2 separate regions of the Homo sapiens genome follow, and region 2 is linked to region 1. Evidence: chromatin loops called from intact Hi-C (ENCODE). Cell type or tissue: ascending aorta. All regions are shown on one strand.

Region 1 (8,000 bases):
AACAAACGTGCACGTTCTGCACATGTAGCCTGTTTTTGGTTTTTTTGTTTTTTTTAGAATAAAGAAAAAAAAAGAATTGTCACTAAAAAAAAAAAATGTACGTGGAAGCGGGGGCGGTGGGGCTGGTGGCTGGAGAGAAGCAGAAAGGGTTATTAAATGATTGCTGCTTTCAAGTCATGAGCTGTCTAATGAAAATGTTCCCTCAGTAAATGTGGCTCTCATTATCCTGTTTCCTATCATTACTGACTTCTGAAGTGTCCCCTTCCCTTCCTAGGCACTTTATCTAACACAGAGAGGAGAAGCTGGACTTCAAGCTGTGCTAAAAGTGAAACAGCAGCTCCATCCTTCACCACACTTAGGAGAGTCATCATATTAAGGTCCCTTTGATCTAGAATTCTCAGGGTTTGTTTTTCATTTGACAGCCTTAATGGAAAATGTAAACACATAAAAGCATTATCCCCCTCCACCAAAATAGTGATTTTTCAATCTTTTTCCAATTTCAATGTAGCCTTTAAAAATCATTTATTAAATTACTTTTTACTTTGTATCAACCAACTCATGTGACAGTTTTACAGCATGAATACTGTTCCAACCATAGTGTCATTCATTTTATTTGTTTTCCTGGAAAAAAGAATTTGGTATACAATATCGAAGCACTAACCAAGTAAATCTGGTGTTCTTCCTTTGGTGGTAATCAATTCTTCTGGAAGAAAGAGAAAATCTTCTACAATTACACATACCAGGTTAATGTTTCATGTGTTTAGAGATGTTAATTGAAATATAATCTTTCAGTGCAATTGGAAGGTGTCTACTACAGTGAATGAACTCCTTATAAAAACACAGGTTAGGCTGGGCATGGTGGCTCACTCCTCTAATCCCAGCACTTTGGAGGCTGAGGCAGGCAGATCACAAGGTCAGGAGTTCAAGACCAGCCTGACCAATATGGTGAAACCCCGTCCCTACTAAATTAGCCAGGCGTGGTGGTGCAGACCTGTAGTCCCAGCTACTCAGGAGGCTGAGGCAGGAGAACTGCTTGAACACGGGAGGCAGAGGTTGCAGTGAGCCAAGATAGAGCCACTGCACTCCAGCCTGGGTGACAGAGCAAGACTCTGTCAAAAAAAAAAAAAAAAACAAACAAAAAAAAAAACAAAAACAAAAACAAAAAGAAACCCCACAGGTTAAGAATTAGTTTCAATGGAAAGCATATAGGCCTTTTTTATTGCATTGCTAAAAACAGGTTAATCGTTAATCAAAGATGGGTTATCATCCTGGGTCAACAACTTTGAAAGCAAACTGTTATGAGTTGAATTGAGTCCCCTCAAAATTCATATATTAAAGCCCTAACCCCCAGTACTCCAAAATGAAATTGTATCAGAGATAAGGCCTTTAAAGAAGTGATTAAGTTAAAAATGAGCGTTTGTTTTTTTTTTAGGGTAGACCCTTATCCTGTCTGACTGGCACCCTTATAACAGGATATCTGAACACACAAGAGAGACCAGGGATATTCACACACAGAGGAAAGACCGTGTGAGAACATGGTGAGAAGGCAGCCATCTGCAAGCCAAAGAGAGAGGCCTCAGGAGAAACCAATGCTGCCAACGCCTTGACCTTGGCCTTCCAGCCTCCAGAACTGTGAGAAAATAAATTTCTGTTGCGTAAGCCCCCCAGTCTGTAGTATTTTGTTACGGCAACCCACACTGACTAATACATAAACCATCAAGTAAAAGGAGTGATCTGGAAGCAAGGCCCTAATACTAGGTTGAAGTTGACAACAACAAGAGCTGGTGTAGAACAGACAGCAAGGAATGAAGTCAAGATACAGGAGAAAAGACTCTGGTTGCAGAGTCAAACCAAGAGACAAAAGAAATATACCCCTTGGCTTCCAGTCTGTGAAGGGATAGGGTGGGAGACATGGCTATCTCTTCCATTAGACAAGGATTCTGACAAATGCAATGCTAGAGAGTCTCCACTTCATTCTGTGAAATACAGTAGGAATGTGGTCCATTCTGGATTTTATGAGATGTTGGTGAGATAAGAGTATGACCTGTCGGTATGGCAAGAGATTAGGCAAAAGATTACTTAGGTTCTAATTAAGGCATATTTCCAGACATCTCAATGGTTACAACAGGGATGGAGGCTGACAGAGTCAACTCAGGGAGGAAAGAGAGAGAGAGAAAAAGAAAGTAAACTAAGCAAGTAAGTGAAATACAAACCTGGGTACACCGAGAAATCCATAAATTTGACTAGCTTACTTCAAAGTTCCTTGACTACTTCTGTGTCAGGAAGGATAGCACTCAGAAATTAAGTTGATTACAGGAATCTAACATTACATTGACTGACGCCTGAGTCTGTGACTGTGAAATTTGTTTATCTCTTTGGCTAGCCCTGGGCATTGCATGGAGTGCTCACTCCACAAACACTGGTTGAGAGGTTGAGTGGGTGCAAGAATGTAGGGAGTATAAGTAAGAAATGCAAAGCTAGCGACTTTGTCAGTCACGGTGAGTTTCAAAATAAAGAAAAATGAACTCATATGAGTTGACTCTGTTTCTAATGTTATTTCTGTATTATTTGAAAAGCATGTGAATTCAATGAAAGGCAGAAGATGAGATGTGTTTGAAAGCTGAATTGTGGCCCTAGACATATACTTGATATGGTTAACTCCCTGTGTTGACTGTGTGTGTCTTAGGGAGGTAAACCAAGGATGTCTTTATGTAGACATAAAGTTATGTGTTTGTTACTGGGAAGTGCAGGAAAATAAATAAGTGAATTAATTAATTAAAATAAAGTCATGTGGATGTCATTAGCAGAATTGAGACCTTAAAAATAATCTATAAAGAAGCTCTCCTTTTCCCATTTTCCTCCCCTTTTTTGTTTTTCCCTCCCAAAGAGTGAACCCTCATTCCTGTAATCCTAGTAGACCCTCCTCAGAGTTACCACGTTTTCTTTGTTAATCTTTGAGGCTGCCCTGTATAACACGTTGCTTAGGCAAAAAAAAAAAAAAAAAATTCCTGCAGAAAGGATTAATCCATTGATATCATTTCTCATTATTCAAATAATTAGACATTATTTCACAAAATATATCTTCTTTGTTACAAAGAAGATGAGAAACTCATTCTCACCTACAGGCAGCCTCAGATGACTAGTAACACCAACTGGATTACTTAGAACCGATGTTTCTGTGGTGGGTGAGTTATTCCCAAGCAATTCAACAGTGTACCTCCTTTGAGCAAAAAACTACACCAGGGAGAGTGGGATATAGAAAGATAAACAAGATATGGCTTTTGACCTGCAGGGGCTGACAATCAAGAGAAAAGACACATATACAAACACTGCTAAAACTAATCAGATGATGAAAAGCACCATAGTCTAATGCAGGCAAGAGCTGAAGGAGTTTAAGGAGGCAATGATTGATTCTAAATGAGGATGAAGGAGAGTCTTTCCTGAGGAAATTGTATTTAAGTTTGAGAATTCTAGGGCAAAACTCAATTCCTGATGAGAGACCTATTTTCACATTGGTAGTTTGAGATTCCTGGTCAAGACTGAAAAACCTTCAGTTGCAGAGGAAAAACATGAGTGTCATGTTAACTTATCTTGATGCCTAATTCTTCTGAAATTAAAAACCCAGAGAGGCATACTTATCCAGGTTTATTAAAAATAAAACCTCAGTGACTCATGAGTAGTTTCGTTCCACTTACTTTTTGAAAGTCAATTTTAACGGAAATATTACAAGATAAATATTAAGAGATTGCTTCAGGGCAGCCCGCCTCAGAAATCTGAAGCTGCCACTCTCAATATGTCAGACATTGCCCACTGTGATTTCGGAGCAGCCGCTGACTTTTTTTTGCAGCTGTTATGTACTGTACTGACATGGTTCATTGAGTGCCACAGAACAGCTTGTACATGTGCGTGTGTGTGTGCACGTGCATGTGCTTGTGTGAGCATACGTGTGTTCTGATACAAGATTTGAAACTGAATGGAAAACGATGAACTTCAAATAATAGCCCTAAGAAAAGATAAGCCTAACAAGGAATAGTCTGGTTCTTCTTGACTTAGAAATTTGCTATAACTGTTAAATTACACAGGGATCCAGATGAGCCAGCTCCCGAAACTAAACACACATATTTGGAATTGTTTTCCACAGTCTCCATGGCTACCCCTGGGGTTGCCTAGTCTTCTCAGAACCTTGTTTTCACACACATGAAGGAGTGCAACCACACCACCCACAGACTTCAAAATTTACACTGGCTCGTCATTCAGTTAAGGATCTTTCCTAAATTGCCTTCCTTGTTATTTTGAATTTTCTCCCTGACCTTCCTCCAGTTCCCTGAAATGGCTTCACCTCTGTCAGCTTCTCCCTCACTCTGTGGCTTCAGTATCAACCATCAAGTCCTGGAGAGGACTGGCTTCCTGTTCCACCAATAAATCCCTGTCAGCTGAGGCGGGTGCATAGCGAGAACTCTCCTTGCTGCCTTTTTTCCCAGCCCAATTCTTCCTGCTCATCCCTACCAAATTCTTTTTCTCCCAGAGAGGTTTTTATGACATCCTTGCTCCAAATCCATTTACAAGATTCAGTCCAAAATCATCAGCTGGATATAATGGACCCCCCACAATCTGGCATCTTAAACCTTATCTACTGCAATTGCTCTTGCACCTTGATTCCAGTTAGCAATGCCTGTTCTCTATTTTAAACAATGACTAATTTATCCAACTCTATTCATTTGCTCAAACTATTTTCTTGCCTACAATAGCCTCCCAACATTTTTCCACTCAATGTAAGTACAGTTAATGATTGTTATTTGTGGTAGTTATGTTCTATAAAGTCACCTTGGACACTTAATTAGTGAATACGAAAAAATTGCTCTTAGAGGAAATATAGGGTTAGGTTCCTTCCAGCCTCTGGTCACAACATTTTTGTCAGTTGATCAATACATAACCTTGTTTTATGTGTGTTTCTGTTTAACGACATCATATTTAACATATATAGTGTTATTTCATTAACGTTGGTCTTACAACCAACAGCACTGTGACCATGCCTGAATGAAGCTTATCTAACACAACATTTTCTCCACAAGACACATCATAGTCCCCTTGTGGTTAGGAACACTAGACAGCACTCCAACACTATGCTTGGGGGATGTTTAAACAGGGAAATCATCAACAAAAAGTACAAAAATGCTAAAAGTCTGGCACTAAGTAGACTGCAAGAAGGACACTTGTTTATAGCATGAGAACAGAAATAAGGCAGAGTGTCACCTTGTTTGGCCTCAGCTAGGAGTGTGCCCGTTGGGCGAGTGAACTCTTTCACCCCTCTGCATATGACCTCAAATGACTGCAAATGGATCACAAGTATTGATTTGAGGGTTGCAAATAAACATGAGCAGTTGGCAAATTTCAAGTAATGAAGATTAAGCATATTACCTATTTACTAAGGAGGCCCCAGAGCTGCAGAAATAGTCTTGGACTTTAAGTGAAAAACTTGGATGTGAGGACTCATTACTACCTGTGTGAAAGTTAGCCAGTATTTCCTCTCTCTCGAGGCCTAAGTTTCCTCAACTTTAAATGGCAGTAAAAACGTGAAACTCAAATAAGAGATGATGTATGTAAAATCCACGTTTCCATAAAGCACTATATGAATGTGAGGTGGTATGAAAGGCCCCTGTCTTCCACAAAAACTTTCATAATTACTCTAGCCTGTTTGATCTCTACCTCCCTTGAATTCAGAGCAATTATTACTTAAAATGCTAATTTGTCATTTAATTAGTCTTTTTCACATTTTGTACTTCCTCAATTTGTATGATTATTTAAATTTTTACTTCTCTAACAGATGATGAGTTTCTTGAGGACAAGGAACTGTTGTTTGCTTGTCTCTTCCACACCTGAGCAATTCTATTCATAAATGAATGCATAAATGCAAAGTCCATGTAAACCATTCCACAGACTTCTCTCGGAATCCTGATGACAGAAGAATGTGGTTTACAAATAAGCGGCATCCTTCATCATGCCAGGCTAGGGCTCTTAGCATCTAACTGGCAAGCAGTTAGACCATCAAACTTTTGAAAACTGCTTGCAAAAGAGCTTATCTTTCCCTGGAGATAATTACCTGGCACTGAACCAAAGCCACTTATATAAAAGTTAAGAAAGTTCAGTTAACTTTCTGATAGCTTGTATGCTTCAGCTTTTGATTTTTTAAGAGACAGGGGTCTATGCTATGTCATCCAGGCTGGAGTTGAACTTTTGGGCTCAAGTGATCTTCCCACCTCAGCCTCCCAAGTAGCTGGGACTACAGGCGTGCACCACCACACCTGGCTTGCTTCAGCTTTTAGACAGAGACCAACACCAATTTTGCTAACCTCAGAAGAGCAAATCTTCTCATAGTGCAGATGACCTAGAAAAACAACTGAGATTTTGCCCCTCATGAAATTGCTATGAAGTTTTTTTTTTTCAGATATTCAACATTCATTAAACTGCCTCTGATTTAAATTAATGTTTGGGTGTTAATTAGAGCCCAAACATCCTGATACTCTCCCCTTTCCTAATAATTTATGCCGTCTTCAACCCCTTCCAATTCCTATTTACAGCAGCCCACTTTCACATAATTCCATGATGGAAAAAGCTGGAGAGACAAAAGAGAGAGGTGATATTCAATGGAAAGCCATCAGTCTGGTATAATAGGGGAGGATCACATCACACGGATAGCTCGTGACATGATCTTGGCTGTTGGTCGATCCTTCTACTTTCTCAGTGATTTATTCAAGGGATCTGCTTTGTTTCACTTGCAAACTATTTTAACATTACTGTGGATAAACAGAGTGTCACCAGATTTCCCGTCTTTCCTGGGTCATTTTTCCTGGTTATATAAATGTTTGTCTTAATCCTCCTTCTTCCTCTGCACTTTTCAAAATGTTTTTTTATGCTTCTAGTCTGCACAGGGTCAGTGTGCTAATTACCAAATGAGACGAAGATGAAAGAGTCTCCACATTCACAGGCCAGATAGCTGGCTGTAGTCTTTAGGCAGCATCATATTTTTTAAATAACATTCATAGTTATCCATCCAGGCACCCTTCACCCTCACATGTTGTTTCAAATTGTTAACCGACAGCTCCAAATAGGCTCAGAGCAGAAAACTCCACGTCAAGGATCCAATAATGGCTGCTTCTGCTTTTGTGGTTTTCAGAAGTGGGGGAGGTGGCGGGCAGGTATGCTGATTTATCAGCATGTTTTCTTCATCTCTAAACTTGTACACTGGGGGAGAAGTCTAGGTTAAATGTGAACGCTTCACAGTTTTCCCACCATCTGAACTGTGTTATATTTGGCAAATAGTTTTCTGGAAGGGGAACAACGCGTTAAGCTCTGGCCATGACATAGTTTGTGATAAGCTTAACTGAATTCAAGAAGGAAAGGTCTATGCCAACTGTTCTTACACTCTTTCAATTTCTCAGGCATCCAGGGCAGAAAAATAAAACTCAAACAAAGCTTGAATATTTCAAAAGAAATTTGACATATTAACTGTATTAATTAATCCTGATACTGTTCTGAAACAACTTTAAAACTGTAAACAATCTTGATTATTTCCAGAGAGAAATATTTAGACTAAAATATTCACGATCAAAACTGGTTTAAAAATTCCACTAACTTGGGTTTTTAAAAATATTCCTTTCAACTCCAAAGTGGACAGAAAAAAAATAGGCCATTTTTTGCTGTAAATTAACATAGTGGAAATAATCACACACATTAAATTTCCTGTTTCTTTATGAGAACTGCTTATATTTTTGTGAGCTTCACTACCAGAACATTTCTATTTCAAGTGTTGAATGATAGAGACTAAAAATTCTATAACCTAAAATCTAGCAGCTTCCACGTTTTTCTCAACTAAGCACAGCATACCTTTTGCTGAGGGGAATAATTCTAGCGGTAAGGAGATGATTCATTCTTGAGCAACCAACCTCCACATTCCATTTTATCTTTAGTAAGGCTGACAGACAAATGATCTTTACTCAACC
Region 2 (8,000 bases), 71 kb after region 1:
TCCAGCCACACCCTGTCTGGACTCTCAGGCCTGTAGCAGCTCTGCACTTCCCTGGGACAAATCTCCCAGAAGGAGACGCCAGCTGCCAGTTTTGCTGTCTGACAGGCCCCGCCGCTGATCTGCACAGCGCAGCCATTCCACGGAAAAGCGGCCAGAGTATTTTTTACATAGTTCCCCAATCCTGCTCCTCCTCACGGGGCAAGACCCCCGCGCCCCCCGCACACACGCCCTGGACTGCAAACACCCCCACACCAGGGCTCCCAGGCCGGTAGCAGCTTTGCACTTCCCTGGGTCGGAGCTCCCAGAGGAAGAGGCCAGCTGCCATTGTTGCTGTCTTGCAGCCCCCGCTGCTGTAGCATTCATGCACTGGAGAGCAAGCAGCGATTAGGAAGTGGCACAGAGCACCTGCACAGCGTAGCTCTCCCACAGAAAAGAGGCCAGACTGGTTTTGTTTCTGGCCGGGGGGTCGGGGGATCGGGCGGGGGGCGGGGGGAAGGGTTCCGTGTTTTTTTAAAAAATAACTTTTATTTTAGGCGCACGGGTACATGTGCAGGATTGTTATGTCACGGAGGTTTGTTGCACTGATTATTTCATCACCCAGGTACTAAGCCTAGTACCCAATAGTTGTTTATTCTGCTCCTCTTTCTCCTCCCACATTCCACCCTCAAGTAGGCCCCAGTGTGTTGTTCCCTTCCTTTCTTCCGTGAGTTCTCATCATTTACCTCCCACTTCTAAGTGAAAACATGTGGTATTTGGTTTTCTGTTGCTGTGTTAATTTACTAAGGATAATGGACTCCAACTCCCACAAAAGACATGATCTCATTCTTTTCTACAGCTGCATAGTATTCGCTGATGTATATGTACCACATTTTCTTTATCCAGCGTGTTATTGATGAGCTTTTAGGTTGACTCTGTGTCTTTGCTATTGTGAACAGTGCTGCAATGAACATTTACATGTGTCTTTATGGTACGATGATGTACATTCCTCTGAGTATACACCCAGTAATGGGATTGCTGGGTCAAATGGTAATTCAGTTTTTACCTCTTTGAGGAATGGCCACACTGCTTTCCACAATGGATGAACCAATTTTTACTCCCACCAACGGTGTATAAATGTTCCCTTTTCTCCACAACCTCACCAGCATGTTATTTTTGACTTTTTTTTTTTTTTTTGAGCAGAGCCTTTCTCTGTTGCCAAGGCTGGAGTGCAGTGGCGCAATCTCAGCTCACTGCGACCTCCACCCTGCAGGCTCAAGTGATTCTCATGCCTGAGCCTCCTGAGTGGCTGGGATTACAGGCATGTGCCACCATGCCAGGCTAATTTTTATATTTTTAGTAGAGACAGGGTTTCACCATGTTGACCAGGCTGGTCTCAAACTCCTGGCCTCAAGTGGTCCATCCCTCTTGCCCTCTCAAAGCACTGGGATTGCAGGTGTGAGCCACTGCACCTGGCCTTATTTTTTTGACTTTTAATAACAGGCATTCTGACTGGTGTGAGATGGTATCTCATTATGGTTTTGATTGGCATTTCTCTAATGATTAGTGATGCTGAGCTTTTTTCATATGCTTGTTGGGCACATGTGAAAAAAAAACTTGTATGTCTTCTTTTGCAAAGTGTCTGTTCATGTCCTTTGTCCACTTTTTAATAGGGTTGTTTCTGTCTTGTAAATTTGTTTAAGGTCCTCATAGATAGATGCTGGATATTAGACCTTCGTCAGATGCATAGTTTGCAAATATTTTCTCCCCATCTGTAGGTTGTCCATTTACTCTGTTGATAGTTTCTTTGGCTGTGCAGAAGTTCTTAAGTTAGTTAGATCCCATGTGTCGATTTTTGCTTTTGTTGCAATTGCTTTTGGCATCTTTGTCATGAAATGTTTGCCTGTTCAGATGTACAGAATGATATTGCCTGGGTTATCTTCCAGGGTTTTTATAATTTTAAGTTTTGTACTTAAATATTTAATCCATCTTGATTTTTGTATGTGGTTTAATTAAGATAGGAGTCCAATGTCAATCTTTTGCATATGACTACACAACTAGCTAGTAACATTTATTGAATGGGAAGCCCTTTCCTCATTGCTTGTTTTTGTTGGTTTTGTCAAATTTCAGATGGTTGTATGTGGCATTATTTTTGTGCTTTCTATTCTGTTCCATTGGTCTATGTGTCTGTTTTGTACCAGTAGCATGCTGTTTTAGTAGCTGTAGTCCTGAAATAAAGTTTTAAGTTGGGTAATGTGATGCCTCCAACTTCATTCTTTTTGCTTAGGATTGCCTTGGCTATTTAGGCCTTTTTGGATTCCGTATGAATTTTAAAATAGTTTTTCCTAGTCCTATACAATGCTATTCCTATCAAACTACCAATGTCATTGTATCTGGAAATTGTTTTGTGCAGTATGACCATTTTAACCATATTGGTTCTTCCTATCCATGAGCATGGAATGTTTTCCATTTGTTGGTGTTATCTCTGATTTCTTTGAGCAGAGTTTTATAGTTCTCATTATAGAGATCTTTCACCTCCCTGGTTAGCTGTATTCCTAGGTATTTTATTCTTTTTGTGGCAATTGTGAATGGGATTGCATTCTTGACCTGGCTCTCCACTTGGATGTTGTGTGTTTATAGAAATGCTACCCATTTTTCTACACTGATTTTGTATCCAGAAACTTAACTGAAGTTGTTTATTAGTTCTAAGATTTTTTTGATAGAAACTATGGAGTTTTCTAGGTGTAGAATCATACTGTCCGCAAAGAGAGATAATTTGATTTCCTCTCTTTATATTTGGATGCCTTTTATTTCTTTCTATTGTCTGATTGCTCTGACCAGGAGTTCCAATACCATGCTGAATAGGAGTGGTGAGACAGGACATTGTTATCTTGTGCCTGTTTTCAAGCAGAATACTTCCAGATTTTGCCTATTCAATATTATGTTGGCTGTGGTTTTCTCATAGATGGCTCTTATTTTGAAGTATGTTCCTTCATTGTCTAGTTTATTGAGGGCTTTTGACATGGAGAGATGTTCAATTTTATCAAAAGCCTTTTCTGCCTCTATTTAGATTATCATGTGGTTTTTGTCTTTTGTTCTGTTTATGTGATGAATCACATTTATTGATTTGCCTATGTTGAACCAACTTTGCTTCCCAGGGATGAAGCCTACTTTATCATGGAGAATTAGCTCCCTGTATATACACCATTGATGTGCCGCTGGATTTGTTTTGCAAGTATTTTGTTGAGGATTTTTACATCAACGTTCATCAAGGATATTCGGCCAAACTGTTTTTTATATGTGTCCTGCTTCTTCTCACTGGGTGGGACCCCACAGCCTGGGACTCCAGCCAACCCCAACCAGGGCTCTCAGGCTGGTAGCAACTCGGCACTTCCCTAGGATGCAGTGTGAAGAAGGAGAGTCCGGCCACCAGTTTTTGCTGCCTTGCAGTCTCTGCTGCTATAGCCTTCAGGCTCTGGAGAGCAAGTGGTGATTAGGGAGTGGCATGGATCCCCCACACAGCGCAACTGACCCAAGGTAAAGTGGCCAGATTGTTTTTTACATGGGTCCCTGATCCCACTTCTCCTCACTGAGTGGGACCCATCTATCTGGGACTCCAGCCACTCTGTACTCACCACAACCAGGGCTCTCAGGCTAGTACAGATCTACACTTCCCTGAGACGGAAGCTTGCAGAGGGAGAGGCTGGCCACAGTTTTTGCGTCTTCCAGATCCTGCTGCTATTGCCTTCTGGTCTGGAGAGTACACGGTGATTAGGAAGTGGCATAGTTCCCCAGAACAGTGCAGCCCTCCCACAGAAAAGTGACTGGATTGTTCTCCACGTGGGCTTCTCTCTCAGCTTCTCATCACTGGGTAGGGCCACCCAACCTGGGACTCTAGCAAAACTACCCTGCCCCTTCCTGAACCCTTTAGTCAGAGGTGGGAGGAAATCCCAGAGACAACCCACAACCCCTCTGCCTCTGCAGCTACAGTAATAACACCCTAACCTCCCACAGGTTGGGGAAGGAACAGAAGGCACAATAGCTACGCTGGCAAATGCAACATACTGCAGCCACCAGACAAAAAGGAATCCAGTCTCTCTTCCTTGTGACACCCTCCCTCCCCACTGCCCCCAAAACTCTTCACCAGGCAGGGCCCCCGGCTTGGGACTGCAGAACAGCTGACCCACCCATGGTTAGGCATACCCACTGGTAGGGGCTGTTCTTCCCGGGTGAGGGGCTCCCAGAAGCAACCAAAAGCCCCCCTGCCACTGCCACAGCAATGATTCTGCCTCTGCTGCCCTCAGTCTGGAGAAAAAACAAAGAATCTAAGGGCTTCACCCGAGCTTCCAGCACACCAAGTGGAGAGGAGCCCAGTCTCTCATCCCTGTGAGCTGTGGACAAACCTCCTGCTCTTTAACAAGCAGAGCCCGGCTCAGGCTAGCAGAGCAGCTGCCCCACCCCATGGCCGAACATTCCTGGGAGCAGCAGCTTCGAATTTCTCTGAGGTGGAGCTCCCAGAAGCAACCAAAAACCCCCTTGCCACTGCCACTGTAGTGGTGCTGCCCTTGCTACCTTCAGACCAGGAAAGAAGCAAAGACGCTGAGTGCTTTAATCACACTTGCAGCGAATGGCAGTTGCGTTAAGGAGAAGAGGCCAGTTTGTCTCCCCCAGGTCCCACCCAAGGCCCCTGCTCATCACCAGGTGGGGCCCCATTAGTGTGGACCCACCGTTCAGCTGCCCCACCCCAGGCTAATTAAACTGATTGATAGCAGCTCTGCATGTTTCTGGGCTGGAGCCCAAAGAGACAAATCAAAGACCCTCTGCCACAACCACCGCTGAAGTCCCTTCCCCTGCTGCCTCAAAGCTGGGAAAGGAACATAAAGCCAGAAATCACCCTAGAGCTGTGGTGTGCAGCCCAGGAGTGCCAAGTTGAGACATGCAGCCAGCACTCAAGTGGGAGATAAACCCACACTTTCAGAGCACTGAGAGGGAGTACAACTGCAATTGTGAAGAAATACAGGGGAGCTGTGTTAACTGAGCAAGACCCTACCTACCGGCCATTACACTTAAGTGCCACCTACTGGATCACAGCACAAAACATCAATACCAAAAAATACTTTGCTAATATACTCACCGTGTGAAATCAAAAACAAGAATTTAGCTACAAATAAACACCTGAACAAAGCTTTGGCCCTCTGAAAACATCCAGAAAGGAAGTCAACTGACTGTACTCAACACCACAGTTAAAGGAACATCAGCTTGCTCACACAGATGAGAAATAACCAGCACAAGAACTCTGGCAATTAAAAAAGCCAGAGTGCCTTCTTTCCTCCAAATGCCCACACTGTCCTAACGAGGCTGAAATGGTTGAAATGATACAAATAGAATTCAGAATACAGACAGGAACAAAGATCATCGAGATTCAGGAGGACATTGAAATGCAATCCAAGGAACCTAAGAATCACATAATACAGGAGCCGTTAGATGAAATAGCCATTATAAAAAAGAACCAAAGTAATCTGATAGAGCTGAGAAACACACTACAAGAATTGCATAATGGGGGACTGGTCTAAAAAGAAAAAAAAAAGAATTGCATAATGCAATTGTGCATATTAACAGCAGAATAGACCAAGCTGAGGAAAGAATCTCGGAGGTCAAAGACTGGCTATCTAAAATGACCCAGGCAAATAAAAATAAAGAAAGAAGAATTAAAATGAACAACAACAACAAAAAACCCTCCAAGAAATGTGTGATTCTGTAAAGAAACCAAACCTATGACTCATTGGCATCCCTGAAAGAGACAGGAAGAAAGCAAGCAACTTGGAAACATATTTCAGGATATCGTCCATGAAAACTTCCCCAACCTCACTAGAGAGAACTACATTCAAATTCAAGAAATACAGAGAACCTCTGCAAGACACTACACAAGAAGACTATCTCCCAAACACATAATCATCAGATTCTCCAAGGTTGATATGAAAGAAAAAAAATGTTAAGGGCAGCTAGAGAGAAAGGGCAGGTCACCTACAAAGGGAACCCCATCAAGCTAACAGCACACTTTTCAGCAGAAACCCTACAAGCCAGAAGAGACTGGGGGCCTATATTCAGCATTCTTAAAAAAAGAATTTCCAACAAAAATTTCACATCCAGCCAAACTAAGTGAAGGAGAAATAAGGTCCTTTTCAGACAAGCAAATGCTGAGAGTATTTATTACTACCAGACCTGTCTTAAAAGAGGTTCAGAAAGGAGCACTAAATATGCAAAGACCATTACCAGCCACTACATAGACACACTGAAGTACATAGACCAGTGACACTATAAAGCAACCACACAAACATGCCAGCATAATAACCAGCTATCAACATGATAACGGAATCAAATCCATAAATATGATACTAACCTTGAATGTAAATGGGTTAAATGCCTCCAATTAAAAGGCACAGAGTGTCAAGCTAGATCAAGAAGCAACACCCGATGGTATGCTATCTTCAAAAGACCCATCTCACATGCAATGACATGAATAGGCTCAAAGTAAAGGCATGGAGAAAAATCTACTAAGCAAATGGAAAACAGAAAAAAGCAGAGGTTGCAATCCTAATGTCAGACAAAAAGGACTGTAAGCCAACAAAGATCAAAAAAAGATAAAGAAAGGCATTATATAATGGTAAAGGGTTCAATTCAACAAGAAGACATAACTATTCTCAATATATATGCACCCAACACAGGAGCACCCAGATTAATAAAGCAAGTTCTTAGATAACTACAAAGAGACTTATATTCCCACACAATAATATTGGGAGACTTTAACCCCCGACTGACAATATCAGACAGAACACTGAGGCAGAATATTAACAAAGATAGTCAGGACCTGAATTTAACATTTGAACAAATGAGCCTAATAACATCTACAGAACTCCCCACCCAACAACGGAATATATATTCATCTCGTCTACACGTGGCACATATTCTAAAACTGACCACACAATCGAACATAAAACAATACTCAGCAAATTCAAAAAAACCAACAGTATACCAACCACAATCTCAGACCACAGGGCAATAAAAATAGAAATCAATGCTAAGGAAATCACTCAAAGCCATAAAATTACATGGACATTAAACAACCTGCTTCTGAATGACTTTTCAGTAAATAATGAAATTAAGTCAAAAATCAAGAAATTCATTGAAACTAATGGGAATAAAAATACAACATACCAGAATCTCTGGAACACACCTAAGGTAATGTTAGGAGTAAAGTTTACAGCACTGAATGCCCACATCAAAAACTTAGATCTCAAATTAACAACCGAATATCACAACTGGAAAAACTAAAGCTAGAGCAACCCAACCCTAACACTAGCAGAAGACAAGAAATAACCAAAATCAGAGCTGAACTGAAAAAAACTGAGACACACACACACACAAAATACAAAGATTAATGAATCCAGAAATCGGTTCTTTGAAAAAAATGAATATGATTAATAGAGCCAGCTAGACAACTAAAAGAAAAGGAGAAAAGATGCAATTAGGCACAATCGGAAATGACAAAGGGGACGTTACCACTGACCCAAGAGAACCATAAAAACAAACCCTCAGAGACTACTATGAACATGACTATGCAGACAAACTAGAAAATCTGAAACAAACTGATAATTCCTAGACATATAACAACCTCCCAAGACTGAACCAGGAACAAATTGAATCCCTGAACAAACCAATAACGAGTTCCAAAATTCAATCAGTAACAAAAAGCCTACCAATAAAAATAGCTCAGGACCAGATGGATTCTGAGCCAAATTTTACCAGACGTATAAAGAATAGGGAGCGGGGCCAGGCGCGGTGGCTCACGCCTGTAATCCAAGCACTTTGGGAGGCCAGGCGGGCAGATCACGAGGTCAGCAGATCGAGACCATACCGGCTAACAGCGTGAAACCCCGTCTCTACTGAAAACAAAAAAATTAGCTGGGCGTGGTGGCAGGCGCCTGTAGTCCCAGCTACTCTGGAGGCTGAGGCAGGAGAATAGC

Evidence for each region. A loop is a pair of places that touch in the nucleus more often than their neighbours do. Peaks named below come from ENCODE experiments on the same cell type or tissue, not always from the same donor. Only the 100,000 strongest peaks of a DNase experiment are listed, where the experiment ranks them.
Region 2: a loop joins it to region 1, with 2.1 times the contacts of the local background. A loop is called at or near these places in 6 of 110 quality-filtered maps.

What each region holds. Positions count from the first base shown.
Region 1 is chr12:19,846,702-19,854,701 of GRCh38, reverse strand. It overlaps LOC105369682 (a long non-coding RNA gene), which reads left to right and starts at 4,262. Exons shown (of 4, transcript XR_931409.3): 1 at 4,262-4,772. In ascending aorta, no CTCF peak of the experiment used is centred here; DNase peaks (open chromatin) are centred at 3,841, 4,171 and 7,186; H3K4me3 peaks cover 2,303 bases; H3K27ac peaks cover 7,281 bases.
Region 2 is chr12:19,776,024-19,784,023 of GRCh38, reverse strand. No RefSeq gene overlaps it. Among named protein-coding and RNA genes, the nearest start is that of LINC02398, 230 kb to the left of the region's middle. In ascending aorta, a CTCF peak has its summit at 4,437; DNase peaks (open chromatin) are centred at 4,413 and 7,865; H3K4me3 peaks cover 781 bases; H3K27ac peaks cover 3,156 bases.